Linked DNA regions of Homo sapiens: region 1 is linked to region 2. Evidence: read pairs that join two places in POLR2A ChIA-PET (ENCODE). Cell type or tissue: PC-3. All regions are shown on one strand. Each heading gives the region's core, and the rest is flanking DNA. Links, peaks and the distances in the headings are about the cores only. Region 1 has its middle 12 kb from the start of ZNF281. Region 2 holds the start of LINC00862 (long intergenic non-protein coding RNA 862).

Region 1 (8,337 bases), core at 121-8,120, 50 kb before region 2:
GTAATCCCAGCACTTTGGGAGGCCGACGTGGGTGGATCACTTGAGGTCAGGAGTTCAAAACCAGCCTGGGCAATATAACAAAACCCCGTCTCTATTAAAAATAGAAAAAGTAGCCGGGCGTGATTGCGTGCGCCTATAATCCCAGCTACTCGGGAGGCTGAGACATGAGAATCGCTTGAATCTAGGGGGCGGAGGTTGCAATGAGCCAAGATCGGGCCACTGCAGTCCAGCCTGGGCCACAAAGTGAAACTCCATCTCAAAAAAAAAAAAATTATTTCTTCAATCCCGATAGCTCCCCCCACCCATCCTTTCAATAAATCTCCTCTCCTTTTATATGCTTCATCTGGTTTGAGTTGAGTTTCTGTCATTTGCAAACAAGAAGGTCCTAAATCGTATAATATTTAAGCAGTATTTTGAAATCCTTGTGGCATAGATCTGTAAAATGGTACTTCTATATCTAGTATGCCCTATTTCATATCTGGTCAATCACCTTAACTTAAAAAAAAAAAAAGCTGTAGAAGAAATTTTTTGTTGCCAATCCCTTTAAATTCTGTTCTGAGCCAGGTGCAGTTGCGTGCACCTGTAGTCCCAGCTACTCGGGAGGCTGAGGCAGGAAGACTGCTTGTGCCCAGGGTGAGTTCCAGGCGGCAGGGCACTATGATGTCACCTGAGTCTAGCCACTGCACTTCAGCCTGGGCAACAAAGAGACCTCTGCTAAAAAAAAAAAAAAGAATTCTGTTCTGAAAGTTTTTCTAGTTTATTTACTCTCTACAGCCCTTCAGTTACAACACCTGAAAACTGATTAGGGTTATAATATATTTCATCTCAAACAAGGCAAACTCCAACCCCCCTAAATTTACAGTTTTTATTTGTTGAGTAGCCCTTAAAATAGTGGTTTATTTATTTTACATAACAAATGCCATAGTGGAACTGGAATTAATTCTTTTTTTTTTTAGAGATGAAGTCTTGCTATGTTGCTCAGAATGGCCTCCAATTCCCGGGCTCAAGGGATTCCCCAACCTTGGCCTCCCAAGTAGCTGGGCCTATAGGCACGTGCCACCACACCTGGCTTAGAATTAATTCCTCTTTTTTTTTTTTTTGAGACAGAGTCTCACTTTGTCACTTAGTCTGGAGTACAGTGAAGTGATCTCAGCTCACTGCAACCTCTACCTCCCAGGTTCAAGTGATTCTCATGCCTCCTGAGTAGCTGAGATTACAGACGTGCACCATTATGCCTGGCTAATTTTTTTTTTTTTTTTTCGAGACGGAGTCTTGCTCTGTCACCCAAGCTGGAATGCAGTGGCACAATCTTGTTCGCGGTAACCTCCGCCTCCTGGCTTCAAACAATTCTCCTGCCTCAGCCTCCCGAGTAGCTGAGATTACAGGTGCCCGCCACTGCGCCCGGCTAATTTTTGTATTTTTAGTAGAGATGGAATTTCACAATGTTGGCCAGGCTGGTCTCAAACTCCTGACCTTGTGATCTGCCCACCTTGGCCTCCCAAAGTGCTGGGATTACAGGCAGAGATGGGGTGTCACCATGTTGCCCAGGTTGGTCTCGAACTCCTGACCTCAGGTGGTCTGCCCACCTCAGCCTCCCAAAGTGCTGGGATTATAGGCGTGAGCCACCACATCCAGCCAGTATTAATTCTTAAACTTTAGTATGAGGCCAGGTGCAATGGCTCATGCCTGTAATCCCCGGACTTTGGGAAGCCAAGGTAGGAAGATTACTTGAGGCCAGGAGTTTAAGAGCAGCCTGGACAACATAGCAAGACCCTGTCTGTAAAAACCAAAAACCAAAAACCCCAAAACCAAAAAATTAGCCGGGCATGGTGGCGTGCATCTATAGTCCTGGCTACCTAGGAGGCTGAGGCAGGAGGAATGACCCCAGGAAGCTGAGGCTGCAATGAGCCATGATTGGGGGCCCTGGTCTCAAAAAAACACACCAAAGCCCAAAAACTTTGGTATGCATCAGAACAACGGGGATGTTTGTTAAAAATGCAGATACCTGGCACCTACTAATCTGTATCAGACCAAGAAAAGGTTAAGAGTACTCTTTAGATTTTTTCCATTCACCAAAAAAAAGAAGTCTGATCTGTCATCTGTACCCTTTAATAATCTTAACTTTGGTTGAGAATACAATTTAAGGCTGGGCGCAGTGGCAGGCGCCTGTAATCCCAGAAACTCAGGAGGCTGAGGCAGGAGAATCGCTAGAACCCTGGGGGCAGAGGTTGCAGTGAGCTGAGGTGGTGCCACTGCACTCCAACCTGGGTGACAGAGTGAGACTCCGTCTCAAAAAAAAAAAAAAAAGAGAATACAATTTATTTTCTTTGATTTTTATAAGAAAATGAGATTCTGCCACATATTCATCTTACATTTAAATTATACTTACCTTATTTTAATAAACAATACCAAGTAAACACCTTCAGGCATTTACTAAAGATCTTAATATTGAACCAGCGCCATCCAGCTCTTGCAAAAGAATAGTGGAAACAGATATTTGAGAAAGACGTGACCCGAGAACATGCTTAGTATTGAATCCTTTACTATTTCTTAACGCTATCCCTCAAACAAACTAAGATCACCACAAATCCACATGCTTGGACTTTGTTGGTTTGGCTCTCTGAGGAAATGCTTTCAATTTCTATCTTAATTAACTCGCTCCCATTCAATGCTCAGTTTACTGCAGCCTGGATATTGCTCCACCATGCTTCTAAAACTGCCGTCGCTAAGGTCAACAGCAAACACTGGTTTAGATGTTAAGAAGGTGCTCTTCAGAGCCAGTTCAGCTCTGTTTGAATCCTGCTTTTGCCACTTCCTGGTTTGGGGACTTTGCTTAACTCCTTTGTGCTACTCATTGTTCTTTTCTGTAAAATGGGGATAATGATGGTTACCTACAACCTAGGATAACTGAGAGGCGTGAGTGAGGTAAAGCTTGTTGGGATTAAAGCAGTGCACATAGTACACATTCAACAACCACTGTTCACCAAAATGTGAGCTCCATCAAGGGCAAGGTCAATGGTTTGTTCAAGACTGCATCCTGAGTGCCTGACATATAGTAGGTATTCAAATACAAGTGAAATGAATTACTAATTCCAATTGCATATTCAGGTCCTTTCTTACTTGATTGTACCGTGACAATTGATCAATGGTCATACAGCAATTATTTTGTGCCATATTAACTCATTTAATTCCCATAACAATTCTATGAGACAGGTACAATTATTGTATGCATTTTATAAATGATGGAACTGAAGAACAGAGGAGTTGAGTAATGTTTCCAAGCTCACACAGCTAGTAAATGGTAGAGCTAGAGTTAGAACCTGGGCAGTCTGGTTTTAGAGTCTTTGCCTGTAACCTATGTTTGCTGCTAATCATTTCTCCCTAACTGAAACTCTCTTCTACTGGCTTCCATGAAAACATCCTCTTTACATCTCTGACTCCTCTGGTTCCTCTCTTTCTGCTCATCTCTGTAACGTTGACATTTTCCAGAACTCTGTCCAAGGCCATTGTCTTTACATACTTTACATGTTTGCTAGTTGATGACTTCAATTTCCACCTGTACTCTGATGAATCCCAAATCCACAGCTGTATCCCAGTTATCCTTTGTAAGGCTCAAATCTCTGTGTCCAGTTGTTCACCGGACCACACTCAACATATGTAAAATAAATTTCTTAGTTTCCCCAATAAATGCGCATTTATTCCATTTAATTCTCTACACTGGGAAATGATACCACCACCCATACCGTCACTGAAGCCAGAAACCTGAAATTATCTGGAACTCAGCTCTCTCCTTTTCTTTCCATGTCCAGCATCCACATCCAATCAACTGTGTCCCCTAAACACCTCTGCATTCTCACAACCATTTCCCCATTTCTGTTTCTCTTTCCCTGACTACCTTCCTAACTGGTTGCCCTACTTCTGATCTGTGCCACTTTAATCCACCTCCTTCATTGCTACTAGAGTTATTTAAAGAAAAAAAAAAAGGTGGGAATTGAACAATGAGAACACATGGACACAGGAAGGGGAACATCACACTCTGGGGACTGTTGTGGGGTAGGAGGAGGGGGGAGGGATAGCTTTAGGAGATATACCTAATGCTAAATGATGAGTTAATGGGTGCAGCACACCAGCATGGCACATATGTACATATGTAACTAACCTGCACATTGTGCACATGTACCCTAAAACTTAAAGTATAATAATAATAAAATAAAAAAAAGAAAAAAAAAGAAAAAACTCATTACATCACTTTTCCCATTAAAATTCTTTAATAATCCCCTCTTCCTAGAGAATAGCTGAACTCCTTGACATGATATGCAAAACCTTTCATGATCTGGTCCTTTCTTCCTTTCCAGTTTCGTCACCTTGCCTGTCTCACTTGAAAACTAGTTGCTCCAGCAATTCTGAACTCCTTGGAGGTAACTCTGGCCTGGTTGGTGCTCTCAAAACTCTCTTTTTCAAATTATCTCAGAAATGTCCTTTCCCAGCCGTCTCCCTGATCATTCCTTCTACTCCTTCAAGGATCAGATCTTTATGGCCAGACACGGTGGCTCATGCCTGTAATCCTAGCACTTTGGGAGGCCGAGGTGGGTGGATCACCTGAGGTCAAGAGTTCAAGACCAGGTTGGCCAACATGGTGAAAACCCATCTCTATTAAAAATACAAAAATTAGCAGGGCGTGGTGGCAGATGCCTGTAATCTCAGCTACTCAGGAGGCTGAGGCAGAAGAATTGCTTGAACCCGGGTGACGGAGGTTGCAGTGAGCCGAGCGAAGCAAGACTCCATCTCAAACACAACAAAACAAAATCAGATCTTTAGAAAAATATCAAATCAAAATGCTTCACACAAAAAAGAGGCAGTCACTTCATGAATTTTGGCTTCCCTTTGAAAACTCACTGTCTTCCCTTGGTGAAACTGAGTTTTCTACTTATAAGCTTCTTTTGGTCTATTTTTAAAAATAACTTCTCTACTAGACTTCTTGATGGTTAAGATCCACATCTTAACCCTACTTGGAGTCACACAGTGCCTGATACCTAGTGAGTACTCAATAAATGTAAATGGATAATGTAAGAATTATTACTAATTACTCAGTTTCCATTGTATGTAGATAGAAGAAATAGACTTTTGTCTAGCACACATTGAATTCTAGCACACATTGAATTTTCATTATGTGCTAGGCATCATGTTAAATGTTACCTACTTTATCGTGACAACCCTGTACAATTACTATTATTACTGAATAAGGAAAGTTAGCCTCAGAGAAGTTAAGAAAACTGCCCAAAGTCACAGGGTTAGTGTGTGGTAGAGCTCGGAGTACCGGAGTACATCCAAGTTTGTTTGACTCCAAACCTTTTTTTTTTTTTTTTTTGAGATGGAGTCTCACTGTCACCAGGCTGGAGTGCAATGGCCTGATCTCGGCTCACTGCAACGTCCACCTCCTGGATTCAGGCGATTCTCCTGCCTCAGCCTCCTGAGTAGCTGGGATTACAGGTGTCCACCACCAAGCGTGGCTAATTTTCATATTTTTAGTAGAGACGGGGTTTCACCATGTTGCCCAGGATGGTCTCGAACTCCTGACCTCAAGAGATCCACCTGCCTCGGCCTCCCAAAGTGCGGGGATTACAGGCGTGAGTCACCATGCCCGGCCCCAAATCCTTAGCTTTTAACCTTTACCCTCGACTGCCCCTTTGGATCCTGTTTGGTTCTTCTGCAAAACTGTCATCTAAAATATTCTCCTTAGCCAGGCACAGTGGCTCACACCCAGCACTCTGGGAGTCTGAGGTGGGTGGATCACTTGAGTCTAGGAGTTCCAGATCAGCCTGGGAAACACGGTGAAACCCCGTCTCTACAAAAATACAAAAATTAGCTGGGCGTGGTGGTGCATGTCTGTAGTACCGCTACTAGGGAGGCTGAGGTGGGAGGACTGATTGAGCTCGGGTCAAGGCTGCAGTGAGCCATGATCGCACCACTGCACTCCAGTCTGGGCAACAGAGCGAGACCCTGTCTCAAAAAAAAAAAAAAAAAGAAAAGAAAGAAAGAAAGGAAAGATATTCTCCTTTATGTCACTCAGTATTGCTCTTAGGAAATATTTTTTGTGAAAAATAGATCTTATTATCAGACAGTGGGAACCATGTAGTAACCCATCACGTTCTCTTTCTTGGGTTGGCCACCTGGAGTGAAGTGAAATTCCTGTTGGAATTATTTTATCTTTTCCTGGGCTTCTGGCTTCTTTCAGATTTTATTTTTGGCCAGGTATGGTGGCTCACGCCTATAATCCCAACACTTTGGGAGGCCCAGGCCAGTGGATCACTTGAAGCCAGAAGTTCAAGGCCAGTCCTGGCCAACATGGTGAAACCCTGTCTCTACTAAAAAAACAAAAATTAGCTGGGCGTGGTGGCACATTCCTGTAGTTCCAGCTACTGGGGAGGCTGAGGCAGGGGATTTGCTTGAACTCAGGAGGCAGGGGTTGAGGTGAGCTGAGATCGTGCCATTTCACTCCAGCCTGGGCAACAGAGTGAGGCTCTGTCTCAAAACAAAACACAAAAACAAAAAAAAAAACCCAGATTTTGGCCAGGCGCAGTGGTTCATGCCTGTAATCCCAGCACTTTGGGAGGCTGAGGCGGGTGGATCACTTGAGGTCAGGAGTTCGAGACCAGCCTGACCAACAAGGTGAAACCCCTCTACTAAAAATACAAAAATTAGCTGGGTGTAGTGGTGCATGCCTGTAATCCCAGCTACTTGGGAGGCTGAAGCAGGAGAATCAATTGAACCCAGGAGGCAGAGGTTGCAGTGAGCCAAGCTTGGGCCATTGCACTCCAGCCTGGGCACCAAGAGCGAAACTCCATCTCAAAAACAAAACTAAACTAAACTAAACAAAAACAGATTTTATTTTCAACTACCCAGTGATATACATAGATAGGTATAGTTATATGTATGTACTAAACATATATCTGTATATATTATATATATGAAAATCTATCTATGAGAATAGAAATAAAATATTTATATTTATATATGACTTATGTATATATACATTTTATATATATATGATAGGATAGTTAGAAGTAAAATTTGAAAAAAATCAGAAGCCCAGAAAAAGAGAAAATAATTCTACCAGGAATTTCATTATAGTACATATAATAAATTCATTTTAGCTGGGCACCTGTAGTCTAGCTACTAGGGAGGTTGAGGCAGGAAGATCACTTGAGCCTAGGAATTCGAGGCTGCAGTTGCTATGATCCTGCCTATGAATTGCTACTCCACTCTAGTCTGGGCAAAATAGAGAGGCACTGCCTCTTGAAAACTAAATAAATAAAAATAAAAATGAGGCCACTTAAAAAATAAACACACTTTAAATAAACCCACTTTTTTGTTCAAATTTATTATAGCCCTTATATTAAAATAAGAATCTAGGAAAAAAATCTAATCTTACCTCCAAATCAAATCAATATTTCATTTGTCTGTCTTACATTTCGATCCTTATTCGCGTGCAGATTGTTTTCTATATTTACAGTAACATGATACATAGAATTTTATATTCCACCTCTTTTCTTGACAACATCAGCATGTTTTTCTAGTTTGCTCTGTCTCACTTGTTTCTCCTTTTCTTTTTGTTTTTTGAGATGGAGTTTCGCTCTTGTTGCCCAGGCTAGAGTGCAGTGGCGCGATCTTGGCTCATGGCAACCTCCGCCTCCAAGGTTCAAGTGATTCTCCTGCCTCAGCCTCCCAAGTAGCTGCAATTATAGGTGCTCGCCACCATGCCAGGCTAATTTTTGTATTTTTAGTAGAGACGGGGTTTCACCATGTTGGCCAGCCTGGTCTCCAACTCCTGAACTCTGGTGATCCACCCGCCTTGGCCTCCCAAAGTGTTGAGATTACAGACATGAGCCAACGCGCCCAGCCTGTCTCACTTGTTTCTGACTTACCTCCTCTTCCTCTTATCCTTCCCATTAGGAAACCAGTGACGACGACAACAGTTTGGTGTGCATCCTTGCACATCTTTCTCCTGTGTAATTATTAATAGTTACATTTGGGCAGAAGAAGGGAGAGTTTTGCTATTTGTTTTACAAAAGTAAGAATATATAACATAATGCATCTTTCCTCTTGCTTTTTTTGTTTAACTATGCAAGGACATCCCTCCAGACTAATATAGCTCCAACTCATTCTTTTAGTTGCCTAATATCCTAAGGGATAAAGATACCACAATTTATTCAGTTGTTCTCGTGCTGAAGGGCATTCAAGTTGTTTCTAGTTCTTTGCCACTGTGCACAATGCAGCAACAAGCAACCTCAAAAATACATATCCTTCACACTAACGCTTTTGTTTCTATAGGATGTA
Region 2 (8,337 bases), core at 156-8,155:
GCACTAGCCACATTTCAAATGCACAGTAGCCACATGTAGCTAGTGGCTACTGTATTGGACAGTGAGATGTAGATCATTTCCATTGCCACAGAAAGTTCTACTGGACAGTGCTGGTAGGGTATTAAAGGTCTTTGTAGGGACTTCAGCTTTTACTCTGAGTAAATAGAAAGCCATTGGAGGGTTTTAAGCAGAGGAGGAACATGCTCTGACTTATGATTTCGAAAGATCACTGTTGAGAATAGACTGTAAGGGGGCAATGGTGAAAGTTGATAGACCATTAATAGTCTAGATGAGAGATGACCATGTCTTCGATGAGGGGGTAGGAGTGATGATGATGATAAATTATTGGATTTTGGATATATTTTGAAGGCAGAACCAATAGGCTTTTCTGATGAAAATGATGTGATATGAGAAAAAAATGACAAAAAGGTTGTGGGTGATGATGAGAGAAGAGAATACAAGGCCAAAGAGAAGGGATTTCCCTTGTTGTGGAGGAGTCTCACTCACCTTGAAGCAGGAGGGAAAGCAGGGATCTGGGTGGAAAAAGATCTAGAGAATCCTCATCTAAGCAGAAGATGAAGGAGTAAAGAGAGAAAGATGGGTGTATTGGAAGCTTGCGGGTGATGGAGAAAGTTTCAAATAATTCTTGGAAAATAAGTTGAAAAAAGAAACGTAACACAGTTGTTAGAGCAGGGCATGATTGCTTGTGCCTATAGTCCCAGCTACTTGGGATCCTGAGGCAGGAGGATCTCTTGAGCCCAGGAGATGGAGGCTGCGTTGAGCTGTGTTTATGCCACTGCACTCCAGCCTAAGCGACAGAGCAAGACTCCATTTCTTAAAAATAAAACAAAAATGTAGTTGTTAGTATTGAGGGCCCATAAGAAGTTGGTGATGATGAACCTATCTACGCTTTTGATCACCTCCAGCAGAGTTTGACTGTTGCGTGCAAGCAAAGAGAAAGGAGATGGCGGGGTTCAATGAGGGCTGTCGTTTTCCTAGATAGGTTTGTAGAAAAAACAGAGAGGAAGGGAGTTTAAGGGATTGGCAAAAAGGATATAGTAATAACAGACCATGGAATAAAAATTGAGTAAGAAGGAAAGTGAAAACAGCTGAAGGCTAATGAATTGGGAGAAAGCAGATGGATCAATAGACTGGAGGCCCCAATATTTCTAAGAGCAGTTGGAGTTGTTGTCATGCAAGTTGGAAGGAAAGATGCTTATCCAAAAGCTGAATGCCTGAATCAGTAATCTTGCGGCAGAGCTATTGTAGGTGATGACAAGGTCAGTCCTTTGAAGTCTATGCATATATATCTTCATTATAGGCTGACTTGCCAAGTCTTAGAATTTTTACAATATAACCTCACTGTGGATCTCATCTAAGCAGGTTTGGTAACCAAAAGCTCAAGAGCGTGAGATTGAGACCCCAGAGAGCTCATAGCCTGTCACAAACCAGCTGTGTAACCACGGACCTTGAGGAAATGAACCTTATGGTCCCTTCCGTCTCTAATCTGTGACTCCATAGCCCCATTATAATATAGCCTTTTCCCAAACACTGACCTTCAACATAGACCCTGGGGGATTTTTCTATTAAAAATTTGCAACTCTGCACATTTTTATCTGCTGATGCCTCTTGGAATATTAAATGCTTAGAAAGCTGTCGTCGGGATCACATTCTGGAATCTTGACCATGTAGTCATCTGAGTGGGTGTGACAGGAAGTATACACCAGCAGCATTTGTGTCTGAGTGTCCTTCAGACACTGGGATGGCTGCACCTTTACCCGTCCTCTCCAACTCTCTCCACCTAGAAAGTATTCTTTTCTCTTAATTTTGTTAGAGTTATATAGGAATGCTCCTTCAGCAGAAATGACAGAGGCTGTTGCTCTCAGAATCAAATGCAATAATGTGACCTGTAAATTCCTGTGAATATTTGGATATTTTAGCGATATTTGTTTATTCAGAAGAGATTCTGGATGCAGAACTCTCCTCCTCTCTGTTCTCTAACCCTGCTTTCCACCATCATTCTTCTCTCTCTAGGGCACAGAGAGAATTAAGAACAACCTAAGGTAAATTTTTAACAAGATGGTCTAGCTTGAGCTCTGTAGGCTTGACTGATGAAATAAGTAGTAGTTTTTTGCTAAAATAACCACATTGTTTGCAAAAGTTTTCTCCTTTGAGTTTTCTAGGGTCATTACAATGATCTAACTGCCTTACCTGCTTTTGAACTGGTTGAGCCTCTTGTGGGACCGAAAACAAAAGAAGGGTGTTGAAATGCAAATAGATAACTCTGGGTCCCAGTCCCTGACTGCAAAAGGAAGCCAAAACTGACAACAACGTCTCCTTCTCTACGGAGGTTTGTAGAAAGGCTGTACAAAAATCTCACAAGATGTATTTCTTCTCGTGGACTGGAGTCCCAAGGTAGGTAAGAAAAACAAAAACAAGATAAAAACAAACAAAGGATTCCGTACTTGGAATTTGCTCAGTACCAGTTGAATAGCTAATTGTTTCTTGTGTTCTTCCCCTCCCCCCTTTTTTTCTGCCTGAATAGATAATCCTTACAAAACATCTATTCATTCTACAAGTGAAAATTTCAAGAATATTCTATACTGACCTTGGCAAGAGTAATGGACCGAGATTGAGTGATGAATTTGTGTGTGTTGTGGCTGATGTGCATTTTGGTGCTTTGTATGCAAGTTTAAGAATATCTTAGCAATAGGAAAGGAAGATTTATGGCAGTTTAATTAATGAATATAATGAAGGCTAAAACTTGTAGATAAATTTATAAGGTACACAATTATTTTTATAGCTTATTTTTAGCACAAAGGTGATTGTATTTTGTTGCTTTAAGAAAGGACCTCTTGATAATACTGGCGTGTTTTATATTTCAATGTGACCAGTTTAACTGATATGCAAACAATTATTTTTTAAGGGAAATAAAATGAGGCAGTAGTACAACTTAGCGAAGAGGACACTGTGGCAGATTCTAACGACTAGATTAAATTTGAGCTCTTATTTGGCTTTTACTACCAACTGACTGCATAACTTTGGGTCAGTTATTTGGCTCTTTTTTTTTTTTAATTTACAAAATTAGAATGAGAACTACAGATAGTGAAAATATTTGGAAAAGCTTTTTGAAGTCCCACGTGAAAGGCATCAGAAAAAAGAGTTGGGTGATTTTTTTTAATGGGAAATAATCTGATATTGTCAGTAAACCTAAATTTTTTGTATATTAATTTATTTTTTAAGCTGTTATTTAATTTCAGGTGCTTAAGAGCTCTTCAATTTGTTAATGGAAAGAAACACCATTTACACCGGATGGCTACAAAGCAACCTTATTCTGGTAAAATAATCTCTTAAATCCTTATATACACAGTCACTAACTGTTGGCTTTATAAGGTCAGTAGTAGCAAAACAGCCCTGTGGCAGTTAGAAGCTCAGCATGTCCAAGATAGCACTAACGGGGAACAAACACAAAAAACAGCAAACAGTTTAAACAGTACCATTTGATTTGAATTTAACCCAATCTTAAACAGAGGACTCTAAAAAAACAATTACCAGCAAAGTTACATTAATTAGGGAGATCATTAGGTTGTATCAATGCAGTTTAGCTATGCCTTTTAAAAAGTGAAGATGGACTAGAAGCGGTGGCTCATACCTGTAATTTCAGCACTTTGGGAGGCCAAGGTGGGAGGATCCCTTGAACTCAGGACTTTGAGACCAACTTGGGCAACAAAGTGAGACCATCATGTCTACAAAATTTTAAAAATTAGCTGGGTGTGGTGGGGTATGCCTGTGGTCCCAACTATTTGGAAGGCTGAAGCAGGAGGATCGCTTGAGCCCAGGAGGTCAAGGCTGCAGTAAGCCATGATTGTGCTACTGCACTCCAACCTGGGCAACTGAGTGAGACCCTGTCTCAAAAAAAAGAAAAAGATTGAACTTGCAGGCCAACATTTATTTCTGACTATTGACTACTTTTGAAAGAGAAAGCTTTGGACACTAACATTCTAGTCTCAGAGGCCTCAAAGAAGCACAGCCCTGTAAAGAAGAAAATTCTGCTGGGATTAGCAAGAGCCTCAAGGTTTTGGGAACTTGGAATGCCAGGCTCAGTGTTCCGAGTTCCAATGTTGACTCTGCCTGTGAGTCACCCTGAACTAGTCACTCAGTCTCTTGTGTTTCCCCCTTTAGAGAAGAGCTAAGACTATTGACTTTTCAGGAGTTGCAAAACATGTTACAAAAGGATAGGAAAGTACTATGCAAACATGTAAATATCATGAAATATTGGGGGGGTACATTTTAATAAAGATAAGCTGCATTCTTCTGATAATTGGAAGTTGATAATCTTTATGTAAAGACAGGGAGATTGATTTCAAAATAGAGGTTAATGCTTGAAATTTTAATTCGAACAGTGTAAATTTGGATCATTGTTTGCTCTGTTAGTCGATGTTGCTTACTGAAAGGAAACTCTTAACAAGTTGTCTTACTAGAATGGCTTATTTTCAGAGTCAGACCCCCAGGCTTTCTAGAAATGTGTATTAAAATTTAGTAACCTCACTTTCAATTGTTGAGTATAGGACACTGTGGTTGGGTTTCTATATATGTTGTAAACAAGCCAAATACACAAAGTGAACTCTCTATGGACCTTAAAAAAGTCTTAAAAATTTTTTTTTGAGGATATTGAATGAGGCACCTATTTTATTCCTTACTTTTGCAGGATAGCTTGTCAGTGCCAGCTTGGGTTTTTGAATTCTGACTTTTTGCTGGCCATGATTTGGCTGTCTCATTAATAAGACAAACCTTTCTAAAGTGGAGCTCATTGTTTTTTAGTTCTTTTAATGGTGTGGCTAGCCTCTCATTGTTAAAGAAAAGAAAGAATATAATTTTTATTCTTCGTTCTTTCTGGCAACTTTATACCCTCTACTAACCCACCCAGTCCTGAAATCCTGTTAGTTTTTCCATCTGTGACTAGCATCTCTCTTCTGATTCCCAGTAAACGCTACTATATTCCCATCATTCAAAATTAACAACTGTTATTATTTTTGTCATATCTTCTTCAATTTTTTTAAAGAAATAAAACAAAACATTGATGATAAAATCAAGTTGCCTTTGAATATTAATTCCAAGTCCATTTCCTCCTTCTGTCCTCACTTCCCAGAGCCCATGTTCAGTTTGTATACTTTTTAATATTTTATATATATTTGTATGTACCCATAGTTAATATGTAGTATTGTTTTATGGATTTAAATATACATAAATGTTTTCTTTTTTAGAGAGAGAGGATCTCATTCTGTCACCCAGGCTGGAGTGCATGATCATAGCTCACTGCAGCCTCGACCTCCTGGGCTCAAGTGATCCTCCTGCTCCAGCCTCTCAAGTAGCTAGGACTACAGGTTTGTGCCACTATGCTTGGCTAATTTTTTTTTTTTTTTTGTAGAGATGGGATCTTACAATGTTGCCTGGTCTCAAACTCCTGGCCTCAAGAGATCCTCCCGCCTCTGCTTCCCAAAATGCTAGGATTACAAGTATGAACCACCATGCCCAGCCAACTGTTATATGATTTGTTTACTTTCTCTGAGCATTGTTTTTAAGGTCTAGCCATGTTTTTGTACAGACACACACACACGTGCACACACACACACACCCATCTATATATATATATTCATTATTTTTAATTGCTGTCTAGCATTTCTTTTCTTTCTTTTTCTTTTTTTTTTTTTTGAGAAAGACTCTCGCTCTGTCACCCAGACTGGAGTGCAGTGGCACGATCTCAGCTCACTGCAACCTCTGCCTCCCGGGTTCAAGCAATTCTTCTGCCTCAGCCTCCCAAGTAGCTGGGACTACAGGCGCCTGCCACCAAGCCCGGCTAATTTTTGTATTTTTAGTAGAGACGGGGTTTCAACATATTGGCCAGTCTGGTCTCAAACTCCCGACCTCAGGTGATCTGCCCGCCTTGGCCTCCCAAAGTGCTGGGATTATAGGCATGAGCCACCACACCCGGCTATTTGCTGTCTAGCATTTCATGGCATAAATAATACCACATTTTATCAGTCCATTTATTAGTGAATATATGATTGTTTATATTTTTTTCACTAATATATAGGCAATAGTTTCTTAGTCTTGATTCCTAGATGCAGGATTGCTACATTTTGAATATGCACAATTTAACTTTTAAGAGATATTACCAAATTGATTTTCAACTGTTGGAAAACTGTTTCCCCAGATACTTTCCAACACTTGTCAGACTTCTTAATCTTTGCCAATTTTAGGGGTAACAAATGGTTTTCCCTGGGCTTTCTAGCTTTATTTCAGTTCATCCTATTCATAGTTGCTGGCCTAATCCTTTCTAAGGACAGCACTGCTCAGGGCCTTGCCTGGTCAAACACTCTCAGAAGCTCTGCACTATCTACTCAGTCCAAACTGCCCCAAGTCCTCTGCAAGCAACCTGTCCCACCTCATCTATCCATGCCCAGCTGGACCAGAACGTGCAACTTACCACTTTCTCAAACTCAGCTTTTACTTTTCTGCCTCTGCAACTTGATCATGCTCTTCTGCATTCCTGTATTGATTCAACAAATATTTATTGAGCTCTTTACTTCCTGCCAGGTGCTGGGAATATAAGGGTGAAAAAGAAAGACCATATCTAGGCATTTATGGGACTTAACAATTTTTAGCAGAGGATGGGGATGGGCAGAAAATAATCCAGTAAAAAAATTGAGCACGATAATTTTCCATAGTACTTTATAAGTACTATAAAGAAAGTAAAATAGAATGTTAATGAGTTTGTGTGGAGGAGTGACGGGGGTGGATGTGGGGCATGTCCAGGTGGGAACTTTAGAGGGGCAGGTGCTCAGCGAAGGCTTTACAGAGAAGGTTATATTCCCCTTGAGACCAGCAGTGTGAAGCTCATTCACAGACCAGAAGTATTTCTGATCCTGAGCAAGTGCAGATCCCTGCATGTAGGGGTGGCCTCAGAGGATCCTGAGAGGAGCAGAGCTGCCCTTGTGGCTGGCAGTTGGGGCTAGGAGAGTGGTGGATGCTGTAGGAGACAAAGGCAGGCAAAGCCATGCCTCTCAGGGCCTTGTGGATGCTCTCTACCAAAGCCACTGCAGGAAACCGTAGTTTGCCCTTTAAAGCCCTGTAAAGCCGTGATCAAATCCTCTCTTCATAATCATTCCTGATCCAGCTGGCTGGGCGCGCTCTTTCTGGACCACCATTGCACAGTAGTGGTGCCTCTTAAGGCATTTAACATAGCACTTTGGGATCATGATGTCTGTCCTTCCCATGAGCTATTAGAATTTGTTTTCATGTTGCTGTTTTGTTTCTACCTCACAAGGGACAATACTTTATTGTCTGGAAAGAGGAAAGTAGAGGAGGAAAAGGTAGAACACAGAAGAAGCCTGTCATTTTTTATTGAGTCTGGAATGAACTGAGTTTCAGTGAAATAAGCTTTCCTGTTGTATATTTGAGCTGATTTTCACAATGGCAAATATGACAAATTTAATTTTCCTTAAAAATTGATAAGACCAGTTGGAGTTCTAAAAGTGATTTTTTCTACCCCTTGAAGATCTTTTCTCAGAATAGCAGTCTGTAGGCTGTCACCTAAAGTGTCCTGTTTTCAGTGCTGCACCTGCTCTGAGCTTCATCTTTTTACGAAGACGTCATGGTGTGCTATCTGTACTGGGAAACTTTCCCCAGCATCAGCCATCTCCTGAAGATAACATTGTCTGCTAGAGATTGTCATGTATGTGGATTGAATCTCTTTATCTTCATGGTAAGTTTGGAGTTGTGTATTAGACCTACCTTACTGGTGAAAAGAATGAAGGTTCGTAGAGGTCATTACTTGTCTGTCCGCAGGTTACGAAATTAGAGAATAGCGAAGCTGACACTTGAATCTGGGGCTACTGACCAATTCTCTATGAAGCTTCCACACTTTAAGTAGTAACATAGCAAAGACCAAGCACTTAAAATTATTTCTAGATGAAGCCTTTGTGCTCTGAACCACTGTGATCACTGTTGATCGCATTTTCCTTCTTGAACTCATTTTCTATTAATAGGAGCATTTATCACAGACAGTGAGAGGCAGTTTGTGCAGCGGGGAAGAGCACGGGCTGTCTGAAGCTAGACTGTCTGAGTCAGGGTCTTCTGTGCCAGCTTGCTAGCTGTGTGGGGGAAGTTACTTAACATTTCTGTGGTTAAGTTTCCTTATTTTTAGTATGAGGATAATAACAGCACCTACCTCATTGGGTTGTTGTAAGGATTAAATAGGATAATGTACTTAAAAGGCTTAGAACAGAGCCTTGTACTTAATAAGTCCTCAGTTAATGCTCTCCTAGTCTCAGGTCT

Evidence for each region. Peaks named below come from ENCODE experiments on the same cell type or tissue, not always from the same donor. Only the 100,000 strongest peaks of a DNase experiment are listed, where the experiment ranks them.
Region 1: POLR2A ChIA-PET joins it to region 2 with 27 read pairs; 14 of 35 experiments call an interaction of 5 or more read pairs at or near these places.

Annotation. Positions count from the first base shown.
Region 1 is chr1:200,417,780-200,426,116 of GRCh38, reverse strand. No RefSeq gene overlaps it. Among named protein-coding and RNA genes, the nearest start is that of ZNF281, 12 kb to the right of the region's middle. RefSeq lists enhancers at 6,038-6,538, 6,539-7,039. In PC-3, for the core only: no CTCF peak of the experiment used is centred there; no DNase peak of the experiment used is centred there.
Region 2 is chr1:200,368,093-200,376,429 of GRCh38, reverse strand. LINC00862 (long intergenic non-protein coding RNA 862) reads left to right here and starts at 2,638. Exons shown (of 5, transcript NR_040064.1): 1 at 2,638-2,783; 2 at 3,261-3,337; 3 at 5,265-5,384; 4 at 7,559-7,765. RefSeq lists enhancers at 1,158-2,357, 3,754-4,284. In PC-3, for the core only: no CTCF peak of the experiment used is centred there; DNase peaks (open chromatin) are centred at 1,689 and 4,129; H3K4me3 peaks cover 622 bases; H3K27ac peaks cover 2,747 bases.